Linked DNA regions of Homo sapiens: regions 1, 2, 4 and 5 are each linked to region 3. Evidence: chromatin contacts called from ENCODE Hi-C data. All regions are on one chromosome and are shown on one strand. The core of a region is the stretch at or near the end of the contact, and the rest is flanking DNA. Distances in the headings are between cores, read along the strand shown.

The links. Hi-C counts contacts between places; a loop is a spot of excess contacts on that map. Pooled maps may share reads with other maps.
Region 1: a loop to region 3 is called in a map of CD4-positive, alpha-beta T cell, with 3 times the contacts of the local background. The contact joins the promoter of SPAG7 here to the promoter of UBE2G1 in region 3. A Hi-C loop is called at or near these places in 3 of 168 maps with a recorded cell type or tissue (CD4-positive, alpha-beta T cell and naive thymus-derived CD4-positive, alpha-beta T cell), 1 of 37 single-sample maps with no recorded cell type and 10 of 50 pooled maps.
Region 2: a pooled map shows a loop between it and region 3 (3-fold over the local background). The contact joins the promoter of SCIMP here to the promoter of UBE2G1 in region 3. A Hi-C loop is called at or near these places in 10 of 37 single-sample maps with no recorded cell type and 5 of 50 pooled maps.
Region 4: a pooled map shows a loop between it and region 3 (9-fold over the local background). The contact joins the promoter of TRPV3 here to the promoter of UBE2G1 in region 3. A Hi-C loop is called at or near these places in 3 of 37 single-sample maps with no recorded cell type and 4 of 50 pooled maps.
Region 5: a loop to region 3 is called in a map of CD8-positive, alpha-beta T cell, with 9 times the contacts of the local background. The contact joins the enhancer-like site here to the promoter of UBE2G1 in region 3. A Hi-C loop is called at or near these places in 1 of 168 maps with a recorded cell type or tissue (CD8-positive, alpha-beta T cell), 2 of 37 single-sample maps with no recorded cell type and 5 of 50 pooled maps.

What each region holds. Positions count from the first base shown.
Region 1 is chr17:4,965,533-4,970,132 of GRCh38, reverse strand. It overlaps SPAG7 (sperm associated antigen 7), which reads left to right and starts at 2,316. Exons shown (of 7, transcript NM_004890.3): 1 at 2,316-2,413. The coding sequence starts at 2,329. It overlaps CAMTA2 (calmodulin binding transcription activator 2), which reads left to right. Exons shown (of 23, transcript NM_015099.4): 18 at 48-231; 19 at 432-503; 20 at 613-633; 21 at 796-983; 22 at 1,152-1,226; 23 at 1,314-2,136. The coding sequence ends at 1,377. It overlaps LOC124900387 (a long non-coding RNA gene), which reads left to right and starts at 2,420. Exons shown (of 2, transcript XR_007065587.1): 1 at 2,420-3,732; 2 at 3,814-4,311. MIR6864 (microRNA 6864) reads left to right here and starts at 362; the gene lies at 362-431. It also overlaps MIR6865. RefSeq lists enhancers at 562-1,238, 72-1,271, 1,239-1,916, 1,917-2,593, 2,181-2,680 and 2 more and a silencer at 2,091-2,170.
Region 2 is chr17:5,232,202-5,237,350 of GRCh38, reverse strand. SCIMP (SLP adaptor and CSK interacting membrane protein) reads left to right here and starts at 2,491. Exons shown (of 5, transcript NM_207103.3): 1 at 2,491-2,616. The coding sequence starts at 2,596. It overlaps ZNF594-DT (ZNF594 divergent transcript), which reads right to left. Exons shown (of 6, transcript NR_152840.1): 6 at 1,348-2,237. RefSeq lists enhancers at 1-104, 2,050-2,249.
Region 3 is chr17:4,363,520-4,368,041 of GRCh38, reverse strand. UBE2G1 (ubiquitin conjugating enzyme E2 G1) reads left to right here and starts at 1,367. Exons shown (of 6, transcript NM_003342.5): 1 at 1,367-1,771. The coding sequence starts at 1,726. It also overlaps the pseudogene RN7SL774P. RefSeq lists enhancers at 1,234-1,528, 1,348-2,034 and silencers at 1,197-1,896, 1,947-2,726.
Region 4 is chr17:3,556,562-3,561,068 of GRCh38, reverse strand. TRPV3 (transient receptor potential cation channel subfamily V member 3) reads left to right here and starts at 3,257. Exons shown (of 18, transcript NM_145068.4): 1 at 3,257-3,393. RefSeq lists enhancers at 1,426-2,240, 2,149-2,378, 2,409-2,458, 2,539-2,598, 2,241-3,057 and 2 more and a silencer at 4,239-4,298.
Region 5 is chr17:3,762,977-3,767,579 of GRCh38, reverse strand. ITGAE (integrin subunit alpha E) reads left to right here. Exons shown (of 31, transcript NM_002208.5): 3 at 3,620-3,711. Among named protein-coding and RNA genes, the nearest start is that of ITGAE, 36 kb to the left of the region's middle. RefSeq lists an enhancer at 3,802-3,901. Within about 2 kb of position 2,124, at least 6 of the 41 ENCODE cell types and tissues checked have a DNase peak (open chromatin) inside an H3K27ac peak, as active enhancers do; they include CD8-positive, alpha-beta T cell, where a contact is called at or near this core.

The sequences.
Region 1 (4,600 bases), core at 1,067-3,566, 600 kb before region 3:
AGGGACTTCAGATGCTTCATGACACCCTCTTTCCCTACCGCCTACAGCGAACTGCCCTTTGAGCGAGGTCGCCTGGCTGTCCCTTCAGCACCCTCCTGGGCAGAGTTTCTCTCTGCATCCACCAGTGGCAAGATGGAAAGTGATTTTGCCCTGCTGACACTATCAGATCACGAGCAGCGGGAACTGTATGAGGCTGCCCGAGTCATCCAGACGGCCTTCCGAAAGTACAAGGTCAGGGGCAGGGGTCTCAGGATGAATTACACAATCTCCAGTCAGGGGAGACTGGGCTCCCAGGGCTTTTGGAGGATGAGTAGTCGTGCAGACAGGCCTTGGATGGGGTAAAGGGTCAGGGGAACCCCAGGAAAGTTGAAGGGACAAGTCAGATATGCCATTATGTGGGTCATGAGGTGGTGAGACTTCTCTCCCTTCAGGGCCGGCGGCTGAAGGAGCAGCAGGAGGTAGCAGCAGCTGTAATCCAGCGCTGTTACCGGAAGTACAAGCAGGTGAGACCCTTCTCCCTCAAAAGTGTAACCAGCAACCCACCAACCCACACCCACGCCTAACCATTCCAGAATGTTGCCAGAGCCCTAACTCCCCTTCTCTCTCCACAAGCTGACCTGGATTGCACTTAAGGTATTAGGCATGAGCTCTGAGTGTGAGGTCTGTGATGATTCAGTCTTTCCTTGAGTGTGTGGGTTACAGAGAGTCTTGCATCAGCCTAACTTGGGTGAGCCTCAGGGCTTTGGGTCTCCGTCCCTCTATTTCAGCCCCTGTCCCTCCTCCCCACCCCTGCAGTTTGCACTCTATAAGAAGATGACCCAGGCGGCCATCCTGATCCAGAGCAAGTTCCGAAGCTACTATGAACAGAAGCGATTTCAGCAGAGCCGCCGAGCGGCTGTGCTCATCCAGCAGCACTACCGCTCCTACCGCCGCAGGCCCGGCCCTCCCCACCGGACTTCGGCCACCCTGCCTGCCCGCAACAAGTAGGGCCCAGCCCCAGCCCTCTGTGCCCACCCACTGCATCCACGCCATTCCCCCTTACTCATCCTCTTGATCATCATGCCTCACTGCCATTCCCTGCCTAGGGTTCCTGGGGGGGCCGAAGGCATGCGATGCCTTCTGTGAGGTCCATCTTTTGTTTCTTTCACCAGAGGCTCCTTTCTCACCAAGAAGCAGGACCAGGCAGCCCGGAAGATCATGAGATTCCTGCGGCGCTGCCGACACAGGTACTCATCCCTTCTCCCCCTGGGCTTTTGCGTTGCCACCCGTCGTGATCCGCCAGTCTCCTCTGACTCCTATCTTTCTCTCTGCAGGATGAGGGAACTGAAGCAGAACCAGGAGCTGGAAGGGCTTCCCCAGCCGGGACTGGCCACATGACCTGGCCACCGCCTTTCTCACCACCCTGGGGGCGCCTCGTGCAGTCTTAACAGGGAGAGGGCTTTCTGGGGCAGGGGGAGCCCCTGTCGGCAGCTTTCCTGTTCACCTTTGTTGGAGCCCTCTGTAGGCCTCCTCCCTCCTCCCCACGCCTTGCTCCCACACCCCTCTCCTCGTCCCTCCTGGTCGTGCCCCGTCTCTTTTGGTCCTGGCTCCAGAAAACCCGCGCCCCACATACCTGCATCTTCCGCTGTGACCTCCGGAGCCCTGCCTGCCCCTGCTCCCCAGCTCCTCCTGCCTGCACCCGACTCGGCCCCCTCCTGACTTGCCTTATTTATTTGTTCGACGCGTCTCTGAATGTATCCGCCTCGGTTCCCACCACTGCCTTCGCTGCGCACGCCCCTCGTGTTTCAGGGCTGACCGTGTCCCCACCCGACTCCGCATGTTTGCGTCTGTTTCCTCCCTCTCTGGCCCTGTCTTACCCCATCACCCGACTCTGGCCACTGACCTCAGGGCCGAAGGGGAGGTGGTGTACATAGGAACGCGTTGCGGAGTCCGCCCCGTCCCCCGAGGGGAGGGGTCTTGTACATACTGTAACATACAGAGTATAGTGAAGAATCTATTTAAGGCGCCGCGGGGAGGGCTGCACGGCCGGGCTTGTGGTTCTCTAGCGCGGCGGGGGCCTCCTGCCGGCTCCACGGGCACTTTCTACTTGTGCATGGGCTTGGTTTATACGAATTGCCATTAAACATCGCTGCACCAGCCAGCCTCCGGCCTCTGTCTGCGGGGGCGGGGCGGGGCCTAGGCCAGCTGGAGGCCGCCATGCACCGCGGGCCTGGGATCTGCGCCCAGGCCAGGCGGGCCCAGGGTTTTCCGCCTCCGACGTGTTTCCGGCCTTAAAGGCATTCCGCCCTTCCCTTTAAGACGCACCGCCCCCTCTCAGTCACTCCCAAGATGGCGGACCTACTGGGCTCCATCCTGAGCTCCATGGAGAAGCCACCCAGCCTCGGTGACCAGGAGACTCGGCGCAAGGCCCGAGGTGAGGATCCCAAATTCACAACCGCCTTCCTTCGCCCGGTTCTCGGGACCATACTTCTCCCTCTTTGGACGATGCCGCCTCCTCAACCTTGAAAGACCCCTCACAGGCCCCTTCCGAGACCCTCAGAGTCCCTAAAAGGGCTGCTGACACGCCCGCTGTTCTTAGCGGACAGTGATTGGCTACCTGAAAGATAGCGCCAGCCTCCTGCCTCTTCTCCCGACCCTGGCCTTCCGCAGTCCTTGTTTCCCATTAGCCGGCCGTCCCGCCTGTCCGCTGCTGACCTGGTCTGATTGGTAGGGTGCCTCCAACCTGCCGCATTCCTGCCCCGCTCACCTCTAGCTCTATTTCGATTGGATTTAGGACACGCCATCTACTGTGCCTTCATCTCTATTGGCTATCTCAACTTAAAGCTCTGCCTCCTCAGGCCTGTTCGACCTTCCTTCGAAACCACCCCAGCCTGCGAATTCCCATTGGTTGCAGGGTCCTCTGTGTGTTCTTGCCCCTCCTGCTTAATTTAACCCAGTCCCTTCTGCCTCCCTCCGACAACCTTTTTCCCATCCGTAGCCTTAAATTCCCGAGCTGCCCGGGCGGATCGTAGTGTTGATTGGAGGGATGAGAATACCCGCCGGGTCCGATTGGCCACTGTCTCCGCCTGCGTTCTCGGAGTAGCTTCCCTGCGGGTGGGCTGGAGTTCGGCGGCCGGCGTAGGGCGCGGCCCTGCAGGGCGGTGGGAGCCTCCCCGGGGCTGCTCGTGTTGCAGCTTGGGATGATACTGGCGGAACGCAGGACCCCAACTCCCAAACCTGCGGACCTTGACCACGGACGAGCCCTGTCCCAGCTCCCCACGTGCCCCAGGGGGACCAGAGCAGGCAGGACGCCTTCCAAGTATTCAAGGGCCGCTGGTTGCCTACGCTTCGTCCCCTTGTTTCTTGAACAACCGTTAGGGACCAGGGGTACCCCTCAGGGAGGCCACAGTCCGGGGCTGGGGCGCTCATTGATGCAGTGATCACACGTAAGTTTAATAACCAACTTGATAAGTGCTCTGAGAGAAAAATAACTGTGAGAGCGGCCACCTGAGGTTCTCCCCCAATCTGCAGTGAGCCGAGATCAGAACAGGTAATTCCGTAAATGAGAGAGAGAAGCAAAGCGTTACAGGCAGAAGAGTCTATTTGAAATCTCTGAGAAAGGAGGAAGCATGATGGGAATGGGGAACTGGAATTCTCTAATGCTCCGATGACTGTCTAAGTGGGGGATCACCCGGCATTGACAGACTGGGAAGCTTAAATGAGTCACTCGCCTGAGGTCACATGGTTAGTTTGGTAAGTGGCAGGGTTTCAAACCCAGGTATGACTGGGCTCGAAGCCTATGTTCTTGACCATAATCTTGTGCCACTTCTCTAGATGCAGAGAAGACTCGAAAACCAGTTAAAGAACAGTCAGTGGGGCCCGGCCTTGTAGCTCACACCTTTAATACCACCACTTTGGGAGGCCGCGGCGGACGGATCGCTTGAGCCCAGGAGTTCAAGACCAGTCTGGGCAACATGGAGAAACCCCATCTCTACAAAAAATACAAAAATTGGCCGGGCTCACGCCTGTAATCCCAAAACTTTGGGAGGCCAAGGCGGGCAGATCACGAGATCAAGAGATCGAGAGCATCCTGGCCAACATGGTGAAACCCCGTCTCTACTAAAAATACGAAAATTAGCTGGGCGTGGTGGCGCGTGCCTGTAGTCCCAGCTACTCAGGAGGCTGGGGCAGGAGAATCAGTTGAACCCAGGAGGAGGAGGTTGCAGTGAGCCGAGATTGCGCCACTGTACTCCAGCCTGGCGACAGAGCGAGACTCCGTCTCATAAATAAATAAATAAATAGATAAATAAATAAATAAATAAATAAACATTAGCTGGGCTTGGTGGCGCGCTCCTATGGTCCCAATTCTCGGGAGGCTGAGGTGGGAGAATCGCTTGAGTCTGGGAGGTTGAAGCTGCAGTGAGAGGTGATTGCGCCACTGCACTCCATTTTGGGCGATGAAGTTGAGACTGTTTCCAACAACAAAAGATGAAATGCGCTGATGGTCAGTGAGGACAGAGGGATGAGAGCTCATAAGCTGTCAGGCCCTGGGGCTCCAGAGGATAACTGAACAGTAGATCAACAGGGTCCCTGCCCTCCAGGAGCTCATACTATGCTGAAG
Region 2 (5,149 bases), core at 1,242-3,741, 870 kb before region 3:
CAAATGCTACCACTCAGACCCTTTCTTCTCTCCCACTTTTGTGCTTCCACAGCACTAGCATTCATCACTTTGCATAGTAATAACTTATGTGCCTTCTGTCCTGTAGAACATGTGCCATGTGCTCTACCCATGAATGACTTGCCCAGTTCTGAGTCTCTACTTGTTGAGCACAGGGTCTGGCACAAATTGAAGGTCATTGTATTTAGCCTGCATCATATTATGGCTTCAACTTCCTCCTACACTTTGCGGGACTTTCTTGAAGGCAGATGGCAAAATCCCTGGAGCACTTTCATATTTGTCAATTGAATTCTTTCATTTTACAACAAGGAAACTGAGGCTCAGAGAAGGGAAGGATTCACAAAGAAAGTTTTGTCAAACCGGGCCTGGAATTCTGATCACCTGACACCTCAGGCTTGAACTTGCTGTGCAAAAGGCATTGTTAGAAATAGTAGGGCTACAGAGTTTACTATATCACAGCTGAACTGAGGTCCTTAAAGGTTAGCAAAATAATTTATTGAGTAATTTATTGAATGAATGAATGAAACACAAACCAAGAAGTCACAGCTTTGTTAGCCTAGGATGAGCTCTATCCACAGAAGCATTTATTCACCCCTCAGAAGAGAATTTTTTTTTTTTTTTTTTTTGAGACGGAGTGTTGCTCTGTCACCCCGGCTGGAGTGCAGTGGCTCGATCTCGGCTCACTGCAACCTCCGCCTCCCAGGTTCAAGCGATTCTTCTGCCTCAGCCTCCCAAGTAGCTGGGACTACAGGCACCTGCCACCATGCCTGGCTAATTTTTGTATTTTTAGTAGAGACGGGATTTCACCATGTTGGCCAGGCTGGTCTCAAACGCCTGACCTCATGATCCGCCTGCCTTGGCCTCCCAAAGTGCTGGGATTTCAGGCGTGAGCCACTGTGCCCGGCCTAGAAGAAAATTTTAAATTGGCTTTTAGGAAGGTTTTTTAGCAGCTAAACTTTGGATGAGCCTAAGAAGAAAGAGTTCAGGCCTTGGCCAGGTGCAGTGGCTCAACTCTGTAATCCCAGCACTTTGGGAGGCCGAGGCAGGTGGATCACTTGAGGTCAGGAGTTCGAGACCAGCCTGGCCAACATGGTGAAACCCTGTCTCTACTAAAAATACAAAGATTAGCCGGATGCGGTGGCACACACCTGTAGTCCCAGCTACTTGGGAGGCTGAGGCAGGAGAATTGCTTGAACCTGGGAGTCGGAGGTTGCAGTGTGCTGAGATTGAGCCACTGCACTCCAGCCTGGCGACAGAGTGAGACTGCATCTCAAAAAAAAAAAAAAAAAAGAAAGAAAGAAAGAAAAAGAAAAAAGAAATTAGTAAACACTGCAAATCAGGAATCTTCTGAGCCAGATGTTTTGTTTTGTTTGTTTGAGATAGAGTCTTGCTCTGTTGCCCAGGCTGGAGCGCAATGGTGTGATCTTGGCTCACTGCAACCTCCACCTCGCGGGTCCAAGCAATTCTCCCGCCTCAGCCTCCTGAGTAGCTGGGACTACCGGTTCACACCAAAATGCCCAGCTAATTTTTGTATTTTTAGTAGAGATGGGGTTTCACCATGTTGGCCAGGCTGGTCTCGAACTACTGACTTCAGGTGATCCACCCGCCTTGGCCTCCCAAAGTGCTGGGATTACAGGTGTGAGCCACCGCACCCAGCCAGAGCCCGGTGTTTGTTAAATTTACCAGACATATATCAGACATTATCAGATATTTATCAGACATATCTGGTTATCATTATTACTGAAATGGATAACAACTCATTCGCTCTGGGCAAATACAATGCACATCCGTTTGCCTATTTTTACTAATGTGACTGCTCATTTGAGTCAGAACCAGCCAATTCAACAAAATGGCTAATTGGTTTCCCCACTCCAACCCCCATGGTCAGAGGCCGTGGGCCTCGCTGGGAGTTCTGTCTCACAGTATTGCACGAGGGGACCCAACTCAGTCAAAATGCTCCACTGGCCACATTTCTCAAGGTCGCCACTCACACGCCTTTAGAAACAGGAAGCCTGTCCCTTGCCTCCTCCAAGCAGAAGATGTCTCAGCAGTTCCAAGGTGCACAGGAGCTTTCAAGAGTCACCTTCATGGTGAGATGGTGAGTTTGTCACACATGAGCTGGTTTCTTACCTGGATCTGTCTCTGCATGGGAGCTGGCGTCCTGTCGCTCTTCTTGAGACTGAGGTTGCCACATCCAGGAATGCTCACGGCAAACTCGTCTGTGGGGACACCAAACCCACCCCCACTGCCAAGTCTCCACCCTGGCCCCTGGCCCCTGCCAGGACCCCCTACCACACCATGAGGGTCCTCTGGTAGGCCTTGCGGGAGCGACACGGGGCAGTGAGAAGATTCTGGCTTCTGGACAGCCGTGGGTCATGAGCTTCCCTGGAAAAGGGATGGTTGCCTAGAGATGACGCCAGGGTCTCTGCCCCGTGGGCTGACTAGAAAGGGGAAGTGGTCAGGATGGGGCTCACTGTCTCTAGCAGTGGGTGAAGGCCTGTGAGTGAGGAATGCCTCTCACCAGCTGTGCCTGAGCTGCAGCACTCCAGCCACTGCTGTCTCCTTAGCTGCTCACATATGGATACTTTCACAGTTCAGGTAAGCATCTCAGCTTTCCAAGGGACAGTTTCCTGCTCTCTTCACAGCAGACATCTGCCAGCGCTGGCATCAGGGCGTGTCCCTGGGAGCCACCGATCAGCACTGGGCCAGGGGATTGCAGCCTGGGGCCCTGGTACGACTGCTGTGTAGGGTTGGAGAAAAACTTGCATTGAAGGATCTGCTCTACTGGTAACTGGCTGAGTGACCTGAGGCATCACTTCACCTCTCTGGGCCTTTTCCTCATGTGTATGTCAGGGGCGATGAAGAAGTCTACCTCTTGGATTGAAATGAGATAATGACCGGGAGTGAGAGGTCTCAACTGTAACGAGTTACTCTCACTTTCTGGATGCCGATGGTGTGTTTTGGGACTTGTTATGTGAGAAGACTGTCATGGTGCTATGCTGGAGGTGGGGGTGGGAGCGAGGCACTGACTGTGTCAATTTATTTATTTTTATTTTATTTTGAGATGGAGTTTCGCTCTTGTCGCCCAGGCTGGAGTGCAGTGACGTGATCTCGGCTCACTGCAACCACCGCCTCCCGGGTTCAAGCGATTCTCCTGCCTCAGCCTCCTGAGTAGCTGGGATTACAGGCACCCGCCACCACACCTGGCTAATTTCTGTATTTTTAGTAGAGACGGAGTTTCACCATGTTGGCCAGGCTGCTCTCGAACTCCTGACCTCAGGTGATCCGCCCGCCTCGGCCTCCCAAAGTGCTGGGATTACCGTAGCATGAATTTAGGCTACGTCTTGGGGCTCTTGGATGAAAGACCTGGATCACCTCCAGTCTTGGTACCTTTGTCATTGCATCTCTGGCTTTCAGTAGTTCATTAGGCACCTTCCCTTCCAGAGGCCTCGAGATCAAAGTGTGTTGGGCTGGCGTGAGTTCTCGGTGTAGCCATCTGCTTTTGCCCTCTGGAAAATTATTTTGAGAAGAGATCTGGGTTTGGCTTTGCCATATCCACTCCCACTGCCTGGTGTGTCCACTTGTCCCTGAGGTCTTGGCCATGAAGCAATGTGGAGCACAGGCTTCACTCTGCTTCAGTGGTAAATAACTACTGAGAGGCAGGCGGGGCATGGTGGCTCACGCCTCTAATCCCAGCACTTTGGGAGGCCAAGGTGGGCAGATCACAAGGTCAAGAGATCAAGACCAGCCTGGCCAACATGGTGAAACCCTGTCTCTACTACAAATACAAAAATTAGCTGGGCATGGTGGTGGGCGCCTATAGCCCCAGCTACTCGGGAAGCTGAGGCAGGAGAATCGTTTGAGCCCGGGAGGTGGAGGTTGCAGTGAGCCAAGATTATGTCACTGCACTCCAGCCTGGTGACAGAGCAAGACTCCATCTCAAAAACAAACAAACAAACTACTGAGAGGCTTAAAGCAAGGAAGGGACAGGGTCACACTGGTATTTGGCAGCCAGTGGGGAGCCCAGTGGGGGCTAGGGGCCAGCGAAAATGCAATGGTCCAGGTACAGAGATGAGGACTTGGACTACATTTGGAGGCTGATGGGCTGAAGCGGGGTGGGGATGGGGCCATGGGAGAAAGAGGAATGAGGCAAGGTTTCCGGTCTTTTCCAGAAGTGAAAGTATAGAGAAGGGAAGAAGAGAGGCTGGACTCCTTTTAATGACCCTGCCGTGCACTTCCCCATGCACACTTGGGTTTTAAGTTGCCAGTGACTATCCACATGGCCATTTCTGGTGCTGACATCAGTGAGAAGGACAAGTGGAGCGAGGCTCAGTGGCTCACGCCTGTAATCCCAGCACTTTGGGAGGCCGAGGCAGGTGGATCACTTGAGGTCAGGAGTTTGAGACCAGCCAGGCCAACATGGCAAAACCCCATCTCTACTAAAAATACACAAAAATTAGCCGGGTATGGTGGTGCGTGTCGGTAATCCCAGCTACTCAGGAGGCTGACACAGGAGAATAGCTTGAACCAGGAAGTAGAGGTTGCAGTGAGCTGAGATTGCACCAGTGGAGTCTAGCCTGGGTGACAGAGCAAGACGCCATCTCAAAAAAAAAAAAAGAAGAAGAACGAGTGGGAACAAGGCCTCACTTAGCATGAACAGCAACAGTCGGGGAATTAGAGGTGAACTGGGGCAAGAACTGCTCATGCCAACCGGCCTAAATGTTCTCTACAGCCTCTCAGACCCTCGAGATCTAGACTGAGATTAGTTCGAACCCTCATTCCAGGCCTGCCGAAGTCCAAAGCCCTCCCCAGGACTTCTGTGGACTCCCGAGGAGCCCACCTCTTTTTCCATGGTCAGCAATGGGCCTGCAGCCTCTGTGGGTAAAACTGTTTACACTGCGCTGTTTACACTGCACTGTTTGCACTGTTTATACTGTTTATACTGCACTGTTTATACTGCACTGTTTACACTGCACTGTTTATATTCCACCCCTTTCTTAGTCCCCCACACCCCTAGAACAAATCTGCTCACAAAAGAATTGGCAGATGCAGCAGACTTTACCAAAGACTCAGCGGGGGACCACCAGAGGGGCTTGTAACGCATCAGCGCAAACAACTGCACACAGAACAT
Region 3 (4,522 bases), core at 118-2,617:
GAAAGAAAATTAGCCTGGCCTGGAGGCGTGCGCCTGTAGTCCCAGCTACTCAGGAGTCTGAGGCAGGAGAATTGCTTTAACTCGGGAACCTGAGAGGCAGAGGTTGCAGTGGGCCAAGATCACGCCACTGCACTCCAGCCTGGGCGACAGAACAAGGCTGTCTCAAAAAATAAATAAATAAATAAATAAAATAAAAAAGAAAGAAACTAGGAATAGAAGTAAATTTCCTTGATTTGGTAAAGTGAAATATCAAAATGGTCCCTTTGGTCTATTTGATAGGGGGCAGTGGTTCACACTTGTAATGCTAACACTTTGGGAGGCCGAGTTGGAAGGACTGCTTGAACCCAGGAGTTTGAGACCAGCCTGGGCAACACAGAGAGACCTCTGGCCCCCCCCTCCTTTTTTTTTTTTTTTGTGAGACGGAGTCTCTCTCTGTCGGCCATGCTGGAGTGCAGTGGCACCATCTCGGCTCACTGCAATCTCTGCCTCCTAGGTTCAAGCAATTCTCCTTTCTCAGCCTCCCTGGTAGCTGGGAGTACAGGCGCCTGCCACCAGGCTGGGCTAATTTTTGTATTTTTAGTAGAGACCAGGTTTCACCATGTTGGCCAGGATGGTCTCGAACTCGTGACCTCAGGTGATCTGCCCACCTCGGCCTCTCAAAGTGCTGGGATTACAAGCATGAGCCACCGCGCCCCGTCAAACCCCCCGATCTCTATAAAGCAAATAAAAAAATAGCAGGGCATGGTGGTGTGTACCTGTAATCCCAGATACTAAGGAGACTCAGATGGGAGGATCCCTTAAGCCCAGGAGTTCCAAGCTGCAGTGAGCTATGATCACTGCACTCCAGCCTGGGCGACAGAGAGAATTGCCGTCCATAAATGATAATAATAACAGGGCCGGTCTCGGTGGCTCAATAATAATAGGGCCGGACGCGGTGGCTTTTTTTGTGCACTCTTCATGTAAAGTGAGTTATCATCATATATTGCCTCTATTTTGATGTTTGGTTAAAATGGGGCACACCAGTACTAACTTCGGCTTTCTAACAATTCCTACTTCGCACACCATGTGGCAGTGTTAGATGGCTTTTGGGCGCTCGCCAAGGACTAGACATCTACCACTTCTTCTGGCCTCTTCGCTCCTATATCCACTGCTTCAATCCAGAGGCTGTATTTGACCCTCTGCGACCTCTTTGTCATGGCGTCCGCGGGGCGTCTACCAGCGGAGGCTTGGGCTGGCAGCCGGGCGTCGACCTTCCCAAAATGGCGGCGGACGGGACAACTGCGCTCAAGGGGCGGGGTTCCGCCGCCGGGGGCGGGGCGGGAGGCCGAGGGGTCGGGCTAGCGGGCGGGACGCTTCCCAAGTCGGCAGTCTCAGCGCGCCTGCGCCGAGCGGCCCTGCGCGCAGTGAGGCAGTGGCGGGGGAAGGCACCGGTGGGGCCGACGGGCGGGTTGAAGGAGGGAAGCGGGCGAGCGAAGTCCCAGTGCGCGCCGCGGCAGCCCGGGCACCCTCCCCTTCCGGGCGTGAGTCGCTGTGAAAAGAGCTGAAGCGAGCGGACTCGCACCGGCAGCGAGGCGCCGCTCCCGCCGCCTCAGCCCGGCCTTCCTCGGCTCCGGCGCTCCGGTCGCGGGGCCCGGGTTCCTCGGCACACCCCGCTCCAGCCGCCCCCAGAGCCTGTCCCCAGCCCTTCGGAAGCCCCGGCGCCAGCCCGGGCCCTCGGCAGGGAGGATGACGGAGCTGCAGTCGGCACTGCTACTGCGAAGACAGCTGGCAGGTGAGCAGGCGGGCGGCGGGGCGCCGGGCCCGGCCGCGATCGCGGACAGCCGCAGCCCAGTCCCTCTTCTCCTCCCGGGCCAGCGGCCGTACTGCCGAAGGGGCCCGGGCCTGCGAGGGTGGGGACCTCGAGGCTCCGGTCCCGGCCGGGCCCAGCCGTTCTCGCCCGGCTCTTGGAGGGCACTGGGGGCGGGGACGCGACCCAGCTCCGGCCCAGGGACTGGGCCTGGCGCCCGGGGGGTCGGAGAGGAGGAGGTCCCCTCCCCCACCGTTCTGTAGGACGTTGCGGGGGAGGGGCTGTGTGCGGGTCCCCAGGCCGGGGCCGCCAGCTTGGAGGGGCGGGTCCCGGGTTCAGGTGCTGCCGGGGCCGCCGGACCTTCGGGGCCGGCTGGAGCGTCCGGACCCAGTGCGGCTGCGAGTCCCCGGCTCGGTGTCTGAGGGCGGGCGGAAGGGACCGGCCCTGGCGGGATAGGTGAGGCGCACAAAACTTCTCCCCGGGCGGCGCTGGGTCCGCGGAGTTGGGGCCGACAACAAAAGCGCTGGCCTCGGCGGCCTCCACGCGGGCGCGAGGGTGCCGGAGACCCTGGCGGAGTGCGGATCGCCGCCTCGCCTGCCTCCGCCTGGCACGGGCTCCGGCTGCGCCGCCCGGCTGGGGGAGGGTAGGAGCGGGCCGCGGGGAGAGCCGCTCGCTGGCCGGCTCCGGGCTTTGTGCTCGCCGCGATTCCGGCTGCTGCGCAGGCCTGCAAACCCCGGAGCTGCGCCCGCAGGCTCTGGCCCGGGGCGGCGGCCGGGTCGGCCTCCCCGAGGAGCCTGCGGCCCCCCTCCCCCATTGTCCCGGCCTCCGGCCGTTTGCGGCTTCCAGGTTGACTTTTTAGGGGGTTGGCTCCTACTCTGCTAGGACTGTGTGCGCGGAGCATGCGCAGTGGAGACGTCCGTGTGCGGAGTGGAAGGGGGGAGGCGGGTTGGTGGCTTCACAATGCAGCCCCACGTGCTGCCAGATTTAAAGAGAAATGAACCAGCACTTACCCCTGCTGTACAACACCCGGCGTGTGTCATTCTCAGTTCAAGCGATCTTCCCCCTACCCACTCTAAAACCAGTAGCCTCTAGCCCTCAGCAGAAGCCAAAGACTGGAGTGATGAAATCTGTTTTTGAAATACATTTACTAAGAGTTTGAGGTGTTCGTTAAATCACCTTTATGGCTTCTTAAGGAAAAGGTTGTCAGGGGTTCTTACAGATTGTATAATTGGGTTTATTATTAGACCATGAGCAAGCAGGTTTGGACAAGTATTAAAGTTCTAGATGCTCAGGGGGAGTTAGCTTGCAGTAAATGGAGAAGTTCTAATGATACTACAGGATACTCATAAAAATTATGTGCTGGAAAAGCACTGAGGCCGGGCGCGCTGGCTCACGCCTGTAATCCCAGCACTTCGGGAGGCCGAGGCTGGCGGATCACCTTAGGACAGGAGTTCAGGGCCAGCCTGGCCAAAGTGGTGAAACCCCCGTCACTACTAAAAATACAAAAAATTATTCGGGCGTGGCGGAGGGCGCCTGTAATCCCAGCTACTCAGGAGGCTGAGGCGGGAGAATTGCTTGAACGCGGGAGGCATCGTTGCAGTGAGCTGAGATCGCGCCATTGCTTTCCAGCCTGGGCAACAGAGCGAGACTCTGTTCAAAAAAAAGAAGGGCCGGGCGCGGTGGCTCACACCTGTAATCCCAGCACTTTGGGAGGCCGAGGCGGGCGGATCACGAGGTCAGGAGATCGAGACCATCCTGGCTAACACGGGGAAACCCTTTCTCTACTAAAAATCCAAAAATTAGCCGGGCGTGGTGGCGGGCGCCTGTAGTCCCAGCTAATCGGGAGGCTGAGGCAGGAGAATGGCGTGAACCCGGGAGGCGGATGTGCAGTGAGCCGAGATGGCGCCACTGCACTCCAGCCTGGGCGACAGAGCGAGACTGTGTCTCAAAAAAAAAAAAAAAGAACTTTATTGCATTTTTTTTTTTTTTTTTGAGGCAGAGTCTCACTCTATTGCCCAGGCTGGAGTGGAGTTGCGCGATCTCGGCTCACTGCAACCTCTGCCTCCTGGGTTCAAGTGATTCTCCTGCCTCAGCCTCCCGAGTAGCTGGGATTACAGGCGCGCGGCACCAAGCTTGGCTAATTTTTTGTATTTTTAGTAGAGATGGGATTTTACCGTGCTGGCTAGGCTGGTCTTGAACTCCTGACCTGGTGATCCGCCTGCCTGGGCCTCCCAAAGTATTGGGATTACAGGCGTGAGCCACCGTGCCCGTCTGCATCTTTTTTTTTTTTTTTTTTTTTTTTTTTGAGACGGAGTCTTACTCTGTTGCCCAGCTGGAGTGCAGTGGCGCAATCTCGGCTCACTGCAAGCTCCGCCTCCCGGGTTCACGCCATTCCCCTGCCTGAGCTTCCCGAGTAGCTGGGACTACAGGCGCCCGCCACCACGCCCGGCTAATTTTTTGTATTTTCAGTAGAGACGGGGTTTCACTGTGTTAGCCAGGATGGTCTTGATCTCCTGACCTCGTGATCCGCCCGTCTCAGCCTCCCAAAGTGCTGGGATTACAGACGTGAGCCACCGGGCCCGGCCTCTCTGAATTCTTACATAATGGAAAAGATAAACATTTAAAAGGTGTGAAAGAAGTTATGCATTACTAAGAAAGTAAAATAAGATAACAATGTCAGCAGCAGCAATGTGTGAAAGGATTTCCTATCCGTTTGTGAACCAGCTCTAGATTTTG
Region 4 (4,507 bases), core at 2,008-4,507, 810 kb after region 3:
CTCATTTTTGTATTTTTTGTAGGGATGGGGTTTCGTCATGTTGCCCAGGCCAGGTCTTGAGCTCCTGGCCTCAAGCAATCCACCTGCCTTGGCCTCCTCAAATACTGGGATTACAGATGTGAGCCACCGTGCCTGGCCAGCCACTGATCTTTTACTGCCTTTTCCAGCATGTCATGTAGTTGGCATCATCAATACAATACATAGCCTTTTCAGATTGATTTATTGTACTTAGTATTATGCATTAGAGTTTCCTCCAGGTCTTTTCGTGGCATGAGAGCTCATTTCTTTTATTGGAGGATAACATTCCATTCTCTTGGATGTAGCACTCTTTTTTTTTTTTTTTTTTTTTTTTTTTTTTGAGACGGAGTCTTGCTCTGTCGCCCAGCCTGGAGTGCAGCGGTACAACCTCGGCTCACTGCAAGCTCCGCCTCCCAGGTTCACGCCATTCTCCTGCCTCAGCCTCCCGAGTAGCTGGGACTACAGGCACCCACCACCATGCCCAGCAAATTTTTTTGTATTTTTTGTAGAGATGGGGTTTCGTCATGTTGCCCAGGCCAGGTCTTGAACTGCTGGCCTCAAGCAATCCACCTGCCTTCGCCTCCCAAAGTGCTGGGATTACAGGCGTGAGCCACCACGCCTGGCCGGATGTACCACTCTTTATCCATTCACCTACTGAAGGACATTTTGGTTGCTTCCAAGTTTTGGCAATTATAAGTAAAGTTGCTATAAATATCTATGGGCAATTTTTGTGTGGGCATAAGTTTTCAGCTTCTTTGAATAAACACCAAAGAGTGTGATTGCTGGATTGAATGGTAAGAGTATGTTTAGTTTTGTAAGAAACCACCAAAGTGTCTTTCAAAGTGGCTGCACCGTTTTACATTCCCACCAGTGATGGCCGAGAGTTCCTGTTGCTCCATGTCCTCACCAGCATTTGCTGGTGCTGTCAACATTTTGGATTTGGGCCATTCTAAAGAGTATGAAGTGGTCATTTTATCTTTTATCTTTTTTTCTGTTTCTCTCTGTGTGTGTGTGTGTGTTTAATTTAAACTTAATAGCATTGACCAATGTGTTGTATGCATTTACACTATAGCATGTTATATTTTTGTTCTGATCATATTCCTTTTCACTTTTCCATTCTTTTTCTTTTTTCTTTCTTTCTTTTTTTTTTTTTTTTTTGGAAACGGAGTCTCGCTCTGTTGCCCAGGCTGTACAGTGGTGCAGTCTCGGCTCACTGCAACCTCTGCCTCCTAGGTTCAAGCAATTCTCCTGCCTCAGCCTCCCGAATAGCTGGGACTACAGTGTGCAGCACCTCACCCCGCTAATTTTGTATTTTTAGTAGAGACGGGGTTTCACCATGTTGTGGCCTCTTCCCTCCTTCCAAGTCCAGGCAGATGCTCCCTCTTTCCCGAACTCATCCCCTACACCCCATCACAGGGACTTCCTCCCGCCTTGGGGGTCTCAGCCCATTTTGTCCTGATGACCCACATGGTGGGTCATGGTTCCTGCCTGAGCCTGTGTCCCCTGTGGCCCACGAGGGTGGACACGGCCTTCTCCAGTTCTGAATCCCTCGTTGTCCACCTGCGCCCTTGCCACGGCCTCTCCCGTGGGCTCTCACCATGTGCTGGGTTAAATGGGGTTGAATATAGACCATCTAAGGGGCTGAAGCTGCTGCTTCTGTGTGTTTGGGGTGGGATTAGGATGGGCTCGGGCTTCCTAAGTAGTGACTGTGACTCCACTGGGTGACCTGGCTCCTGCTGCCTCTCATAGCAGAGCGGGGGTCCCCTTCTTCCTTGCTGGGCACAGGGCACACCTCTGGGTGGGAGACAGGGGCCTTTTTCACCAGCTCCCACCTGCCCTCTGAGAAAAGTTATGAACACGAGCAAAATGGAAGCACTGACATTTGGCAGCAGCTTCCTCCCCAGGCGTCTGAGCCGCCAGAGGCAAACAGGGAGGGCGCGGGGCTGGGTCGGGAGAGGGTGAGTAAGCTAGTGGCCGGAGGCCGTGCTCAACCCCAGATCGGGCTTTTCCGGTCGAGTTTCAGGCACAGTCATGAGATTTCAGATTGTGAGTGGGAACTTCAGGACCCCCTGACTTCAACGGCAGAAGCGGTCTCCTGCTTCACCCACACCCTCAAGTCTGGTCTGCCCCTTACCGGCCATAGGTCCTGCTCTCCCGTGGCCTAGAAGCCTCACCTGCCTCCTGCCTCCTCCCCAGGCCAGGCAGGTTGTGATGATGAGGGATTGAGAGGCTCACAGCTGGGGATTTCCCTGCCCATCAGGCGCCAGCTGCGGCCGCGTCAGCAGAGACTTCCTGCTCTGTCCCAGCTGTGTCTTGTCCACATCTCGCCCCGGGGAGCAGGTGTGCAGTTCCTGAGTGACGCGAGACACACACGGCCATCCTGACTCACTCCACCCACTTCACAGCTGCAGCCTGGGCCAGGAGAGAGGGCACCGATTCCTTCTATGACGCCCTGGCCTTGGAGAAGGGCAACCTGGGCAGTTGCTGGGAGAATACATTGAGATGACAAAAGCAATCATAGCTAAGAGCTGACATTGTTTATTGAGTTCTTGCCGTGCCCTGGGCCTTGTTCTGGCCCTTTCTACTTGTACTTGTTGAAGCCCCACGATAACCTTGCAAAGTGGGTTTATGAAGCACGTTTCACAGATGAGGAGACTGAGGCTCGGAGAAATGACCTGCTAAGGTCATTCAGCCAGGAAGGGGTGAGGCTGACACTAAGGGCCATGATGCGTGACTGCTGGTGGACAGCATTAAATGGGGACTTCCGTCCCCGAGAGACCTGATCCCAGGAACCGACTTTTGAGAACAAGTGCCGAGTCTTGGGGCTGGCCACCCTGAGGTCAACCAGGCTAGGCCTGGGCTGCGGTCTTCCCTCCCAGGGGACAGAGCAGAGCGCTTGACTCTTCACTAGGCCCTCCCACCTCTGTGATCTCTTTGGCTCTTCACGGCTCCCTTGGAAAGTAGATGTTATCATTCCCATTTCCTAGTTGGAAAAATAGGCCTGAGATGGGCAGTCCCTGCCCAGCATGGAATGCCAGAGAGGGAGGAGTTGGACCCACAACTTCGATCTTGGCACCTGCGGCCTCCCCTGCCTTTTCTCCGGTGGGGATGAGGCTGCTGTGTGGGTGTGGGGGTGACTCACACGGGCCACGTGGGTGGGCGGGTGCTGCAGCTGTGGCTGGTGGGCGTGGCCTGCCTGGCGCCGAGGGCAGGTGGCTCAGCCAGTTCTGCCTCTGACGCCTCATTCCAGCCATCCCTCTGCCTGCAATGAGAGCTTCCCGCCGCCTCAGCCACAGTCCCACCCGGGGGCCTTGGGCCCCAGACATGCGGTGATCTCAGGGCAAGGGTTGCCACGACCACCCAGAACCTCACCAGGTGAGTCTTCTGTGCACAAGGCAGCTGGTGATCTCCAAGGCCCCTGGGGAGCCCAGAGCGTGGCCCTCAGAGGTCCTCTGGGCCATGTCTGCCCTTGGCCAATAGGCCTTGGGAGGAGGGTTGGAAGGAGCTTGGGCCCCAGCCAGGGGCCCACTCTTGGCTGTAGGGAGGCACTCTTGGCTGCACTCTTGGCTGTAGGGATGTGTGAGAATATAGGTCCTTACAGACTCAGGAACATTCCCCTGAGGTTTGGGAATCCTGGGGAGGGACATCTCAATCTCACCACTGCTGGGGGCAGAGGAGAGGCTCCTGCCTCCCGAGGCTGACCCAGGGAGGTGGCTTTCTGGGGCAGGATTGTGATGGGAGTTCAGGATGGGAGGAGGTGGCCCCACCGTGGGAGACAGACGGGGCCCAGGCATCTCACAGGTGCTGAGTCAGCAGCTGTGGCTCCGCGGCCTGGTCTGTCGCCCGGGAAAGGCCATTTCAATCAGTGTCAGGGATTGGGAGAGAGAGGGAGGGCCAGGGCAACAAGAGAGTCCAGCAGGTGAGAACGTGGGGTTTACGGGGTGACTCAGGGAGCTAATGATAGCTGCTGCGGCCCTAGTCCAGAGTTCCCTGAGCCTCTCCTGCCCCAGAGGCCCAGGGCAGGCCACATTCTCGGGCCCAGAGAAGAGAGAGAGCAACCAGCTCTCAGGGCCACAGAGTCCTTGGGGACCATTCAGCCCACTTCTCAGAAAGGAAACCAGAGGCCCTGGGAGGGGCAAGAGACGTGCCCTTCTTCTGTCTCCTTCACGCTCGGTGCATCCCAGCCTTTTAGTCCACCAAAGGCCACGTGGGGATGGGGAAAGCCATAGAGGCTGCCCATCCTCATCAGGCCGTGACTGGACACGGGAGGGCCGGGTGCCCAGGAGTCCCTCTCTGTGGGCTACTCCACCTGCCTGGCCTCAAGGTTGCCTACGCTCCAGGGCCAAAGCTCTCCCTCGCCGATGCCTCCTCCATCCTGAGCCTGCTCCCTTTGAGTTGGAGGGCGGGGGACTCTCTCCAGCCTGATGACACCTGGCTCCGGAAACTTCCTCCAGGAAGCTTTCCTATTGGGGTAGGATCACCAGTGGCC
Region 5 (4,603 bases), core at 875-3,374, 600 kb after region 3:
TGGAAGGAGCATCTGGAGAAGAGTTGCTTTCTAGAAATAATTTGGAGAGTCAGGCACGGTGGCTCATGCTTGTAATTCCAGCACTTTGGGAGGCTGAGGTGGGTGGATCACCTGAGGTCAGGATATCAAGACCAGCCTGGCCAACATGGTGAAACCCTGTCTCTACTAAAAATACAAAAATTGGCCGGGTGTGGTGGCTCACACCTGTAATCCCAGCAATTTGGGAGGCCGAAGTGAGTGGATCACCTGAGGTCAGGAGTTCAAGACCAGCCTGGCCAACATGGTGAAAACCCCATCTGTACTAAAAATACGAAAATTAGCTGGTCATGGTGGCGGGCGCCTGTAATCGCAGCACTTTGGGAGGCCAAGGCAGGAGAATCGCCTGAACCCAGGAGGTGGAGGTTGCAGTGAGCCGAGATCGTGCCATTGCACTCCAGCCTGGGCGACAAGAGTGAAACTCCATCTCAAAAAAAGAAAAAAAAAAAAAAGAATTTGGAGAGAGAACCAACAGGGTTGGCAGGTGGATTGGATGTAGGGCATGAGTGAAAACACGACGAAGTGAGGATGCCTCCTGGGTTTTGCCTTGAGAACTTAGTGGTTGCTGGTGCCATTTGCTGTGGCGGGGAAGATGAGAAGAAGCAGGCTTGACAGGAAAGACCACAGGTTCTGTTTGTTTCCTATCGACGCTGTAACAAGTTACCACAAATGTAGTGGCTTACAACAACACAGGTTTATTATTATTATTATTATTATTATTATTATTATTATTATTATTATTATTATTATTTTGCACTCTTTCACCCAGGCTGGAGTGCAGTGGTGAGATCTCAGCTCACTGCAACTTCCACCTCCCAGGTTCAAGTGATTCTCCTGCCTCAGCCTCCCGAGTAGCTGGGATTACAGGCTTTCACCACTATGCCCAGCTAATGTTTGTATTTTTAGTAGAGACGGGGTTTCACCCTGTTGGCCAGGCTGGTCTTGAACTCTTGACCTCAGGTGATCCGCCTGCCTCGGCCTCCCAAAGTGCTGGGATGACAGGTGTGAGACACTGAGCCCAGCTGCAAGTTTATTATCTTGTAGTTTTGGAGGTCAGAAGTCTGAAAAGCTATCAGCAGGGCTGGGTCCCTTCTAGAAGCTCTGGGGGAGAATCTGTTTTCTTGCCTTTTTAGGCTTCTAGAAGCTGCTTGCATTCCTTGGCTGACGGGCTCCTCCTCCTCCTTAGGCCTGCAGCATAGCAAGCTTCACAACTTTCTCCGACTCTGATTCTCCTGCCTCCCTCCTAGAAGGACTTTTGTGATTACACTGGGGCTTTACAGCCCAGCCAGGACAGCCCTGGGGGCTTCTGGGATGGGAGAGGCCTCCTTGGGAGGCTCCCAGCATTCCCTGCAGTCTCGCCACTTCTCCCCTCTGCCTGCCTCAACGTCCCCCTGAGTCCCTGCGGCTCGCCCATGCCACCGTTTTCGGGGCCTCCCTCATAGAAGGACCCTTGTGATTTCACTGAGCCCACCTAGATAATCCAGGATAACCCCCCCATCTCATGATCCTTAATTTATTAACTCACATCTACGAAGTCCCTTTTGCCATAAAAGGCAACATATTCACAGGTTCTGGGGATTAGGACGTGGCCTTCTTTGGGGGGCCATTATTCTGCCTACGATAGCAGATGGAGAGGTGGGAATTTCAGCCGTTATAGGTGTATTGAAGCCATGGGCTTGGAAGGGATCACTAGGGAGAGTGTGCCGGCAAGGAAGACAGTGACCCAGCCCCCAGATCCTGGTGGCAGATAGAGGTCAGACCGCGAAGGCACCAGCGAAGCCTTGAGGAATGAGGAGAGAGTAGGCAGAAATCTAGAAAAAAGTGTTCGAAGGAGATGGTTACTCATGTTTGGGGCTTCTGAGAGGTTGAGGAAGATGAGGACAGAGAGCGGTCCGTTGGATGTGGCATTGTGGGGGCCCCTGGTGACCTTCACAGGAACTGACTCAGAGGGTGGGAAGTCAGCTTGGGGTGGGTTCAGTTGTGGGTGGGCGGATGGACGCACAGGTGCAGACTTTCTTATTATTCTGTAAGCCATGCCGATACGTGAATATATTTCATAATGTATTAAAATGTAGAGTGATAGGAGTTGAGGAAGTGGAGACGGTATCTCATTTCTGCCCCACCTTCCTGTGCTCTTTAGTCTGTCCCAACCCACTGTAGCCACATCATGACCTTTTTTTTTTTTTTTTTTTTTTGAGACAGAGTCTCGCTCTGTCACCCAGGCTGGAGTTCAGTGGCGTGATCTCGGCTCACTGCAACCTCTGCCTCCTGGGTTCACACCATTCTCCTGCCTCAGGCTCCCGAGTAGCTGGGACTACAGGCACCCGCCACCACGCCCGGCTAATTTTTTGTATTTTTAGTAGAGACGGGGTTTCACCATGTTAGCCAGGATGGTCTCGATCTCCTGACCTCGTGATCTGCCTGCCTCGGCCTCCCAAAGTGCTGGGATTACAGGCGTGAGCCACCGCGCCCGGCCTCATCATGAGCTTTTGAAAGCACAGCTAATCATGTGCTTCCCCTTTATAAAGTCCTCCATGACTTCTACTGCCCTCTGCAGAAAGACCTTGGACTTGGTTCACTGTTAACCACCAAGCCCCTCGTCCCCTCCCCACCATCCCCTATGACAACCCCCGGAGCTCACTGTCTGTCTCAGGACAGCCCAGTTCTCCTGGGTAACGTGGATGGTGAGAATGTTGAGGCTGTCCCTGGAATCTGCCGTCTCCCTGGACTGGGCCTGGGTGGGGGCAAGAAGTTTGCAGTCAGGAGGCGCAGCTCTTGAGGCTGCCTTAATCAGGCTGAGGCAGCCACCCCCAAACCTCCAGTTCTTTTATTTATTTATTTATTTATGAGACGAAGTCACACTCTGTCCCCCAGGCTGGAGTGCAGTGGCGTGATCTCCGCTCACTGCAACCTCTGCCTCCCAGGTTCAAGCAATTCTCCTGCCTCAGCCTCCTGAGTAGCTGGGACTACAGGCACACGCCACCATGCCCGGCTAATTTTTGTATTTTTAGTAGACACGGGGTTTCACCATATTGATCAGGCTGGTCTCAAAGTCCTGACCCCAGATGATCCACCTGCCTCAGCCTCCCAAAGTGCTGGGATTACAGGCGTGAGCCGCCGCGCCCGGCCTCCAAACCTCCAGTTCTGACTGACCCACAGGATAGGGGCACCAGCGTACTCTTCTCAGGAACTAAGGCCAGGCAGGGCAGGCCCCCTGGGTGGCCCACGAGGAAGCCAGCACTGCCCCCAACAGAACCAACCCCAACGCTGGTGGTTTTCTGGCCTCCCCATCCCTGTCCCCATAAGAGAGCAGAGTTTTTATTAACCATCAGTATCACCCCTTCTTTGTCAGGGTGGGCAGCAGGCAGAGAGGGGTTGCATTTAACCATTTCCTGCCTGGTGCTGTGTAGAAGCAGAGGTTGGGCAAATGTCTTCCCCATAATCCAGAGTCTGGGCTAGGAATCTGCCGGCCAGACAGGGAGCTTGTGAGTGCAGGCAACTGGAATGGGAAGGGTGCTGGGCAGGCAGGGAGAAGACGAGGAACATCAGCCAGCTCAGCTTTGCAACCTCCCCTCCCACTCAGGCTCCTGGTCACCAGCCCCAGAACCAAGAGGACACCAGGGCCCCTCCATCGATGTTCCCTTGTCCAGGATGAAATCCTTTGCCATCCTGTAGGTAAGTCAGCCCCAACTCCAGGGAATGCTCCCCAGGACCCCCTTTCTAGCAAAATCCCCCTCATCTAAACTCAAACCATTCCAACCCCAGCCCTGCCTCATCCAGCCCGTTCACCCCTAGACTCCAGCATAACCCACAGCAAGATTCCATCCCAATGCCCAGTCCCACCCCAACCCAATCCTAATCCCCAGCCACCTTTCCTGACACAGTCCTAGCAACAGAAATGATACCTACAGCGTATTGCGTGCCCACCCTGTGCCCGGCAGTCCTCTGAGTCATTCTGTTTTCATCCTCAAAACCGCGCCATTTATAAGAGAGGAAGCTACAGTTCAGAGAATGTAGGTCTTTTGGTTGCCAGTATGACAAAGTTCACACTTTTAGTGTTGGTGGCTGATTCGAAACTCTAGCCCTTCCTGATGCAAGTCATCACACCTCAGTGCAATTCACCCCCTACATATTCAGTCTAACTGTGGCCACCCTAGTAACTAGCATGGGGCCTGACATATATTAGGTACTCAATAAATGCCATTTGAATGAATGAATGAATGAATGAATGAATGAACCTGATTCACTCATTAAACTCTATCCATCCTACCCAGTCAAACTCAGGTCACAGATTTACTGACAACCTCTTGGCTATATATATATAAATAAATAGAATCCTTGTCTTGTCTGAGGCTGGGCGCCGTGGCTCACGCCTGTAATCTTAGCACACTGGGAGGCCAAGGCGGGTAGATCATTTGAGGTCCAGAGTTCGAGACCAGCCTGGCCAATATGATGAAACCCCATCTCTACCAAAAATACAAAAATCAGCCAGGCGTGGTGGTGCATGCCTACAATCCCAGCTATTTGGGAGGCTGAGGCAGAAGAATCGCTTGAACCCAGGAGGTGG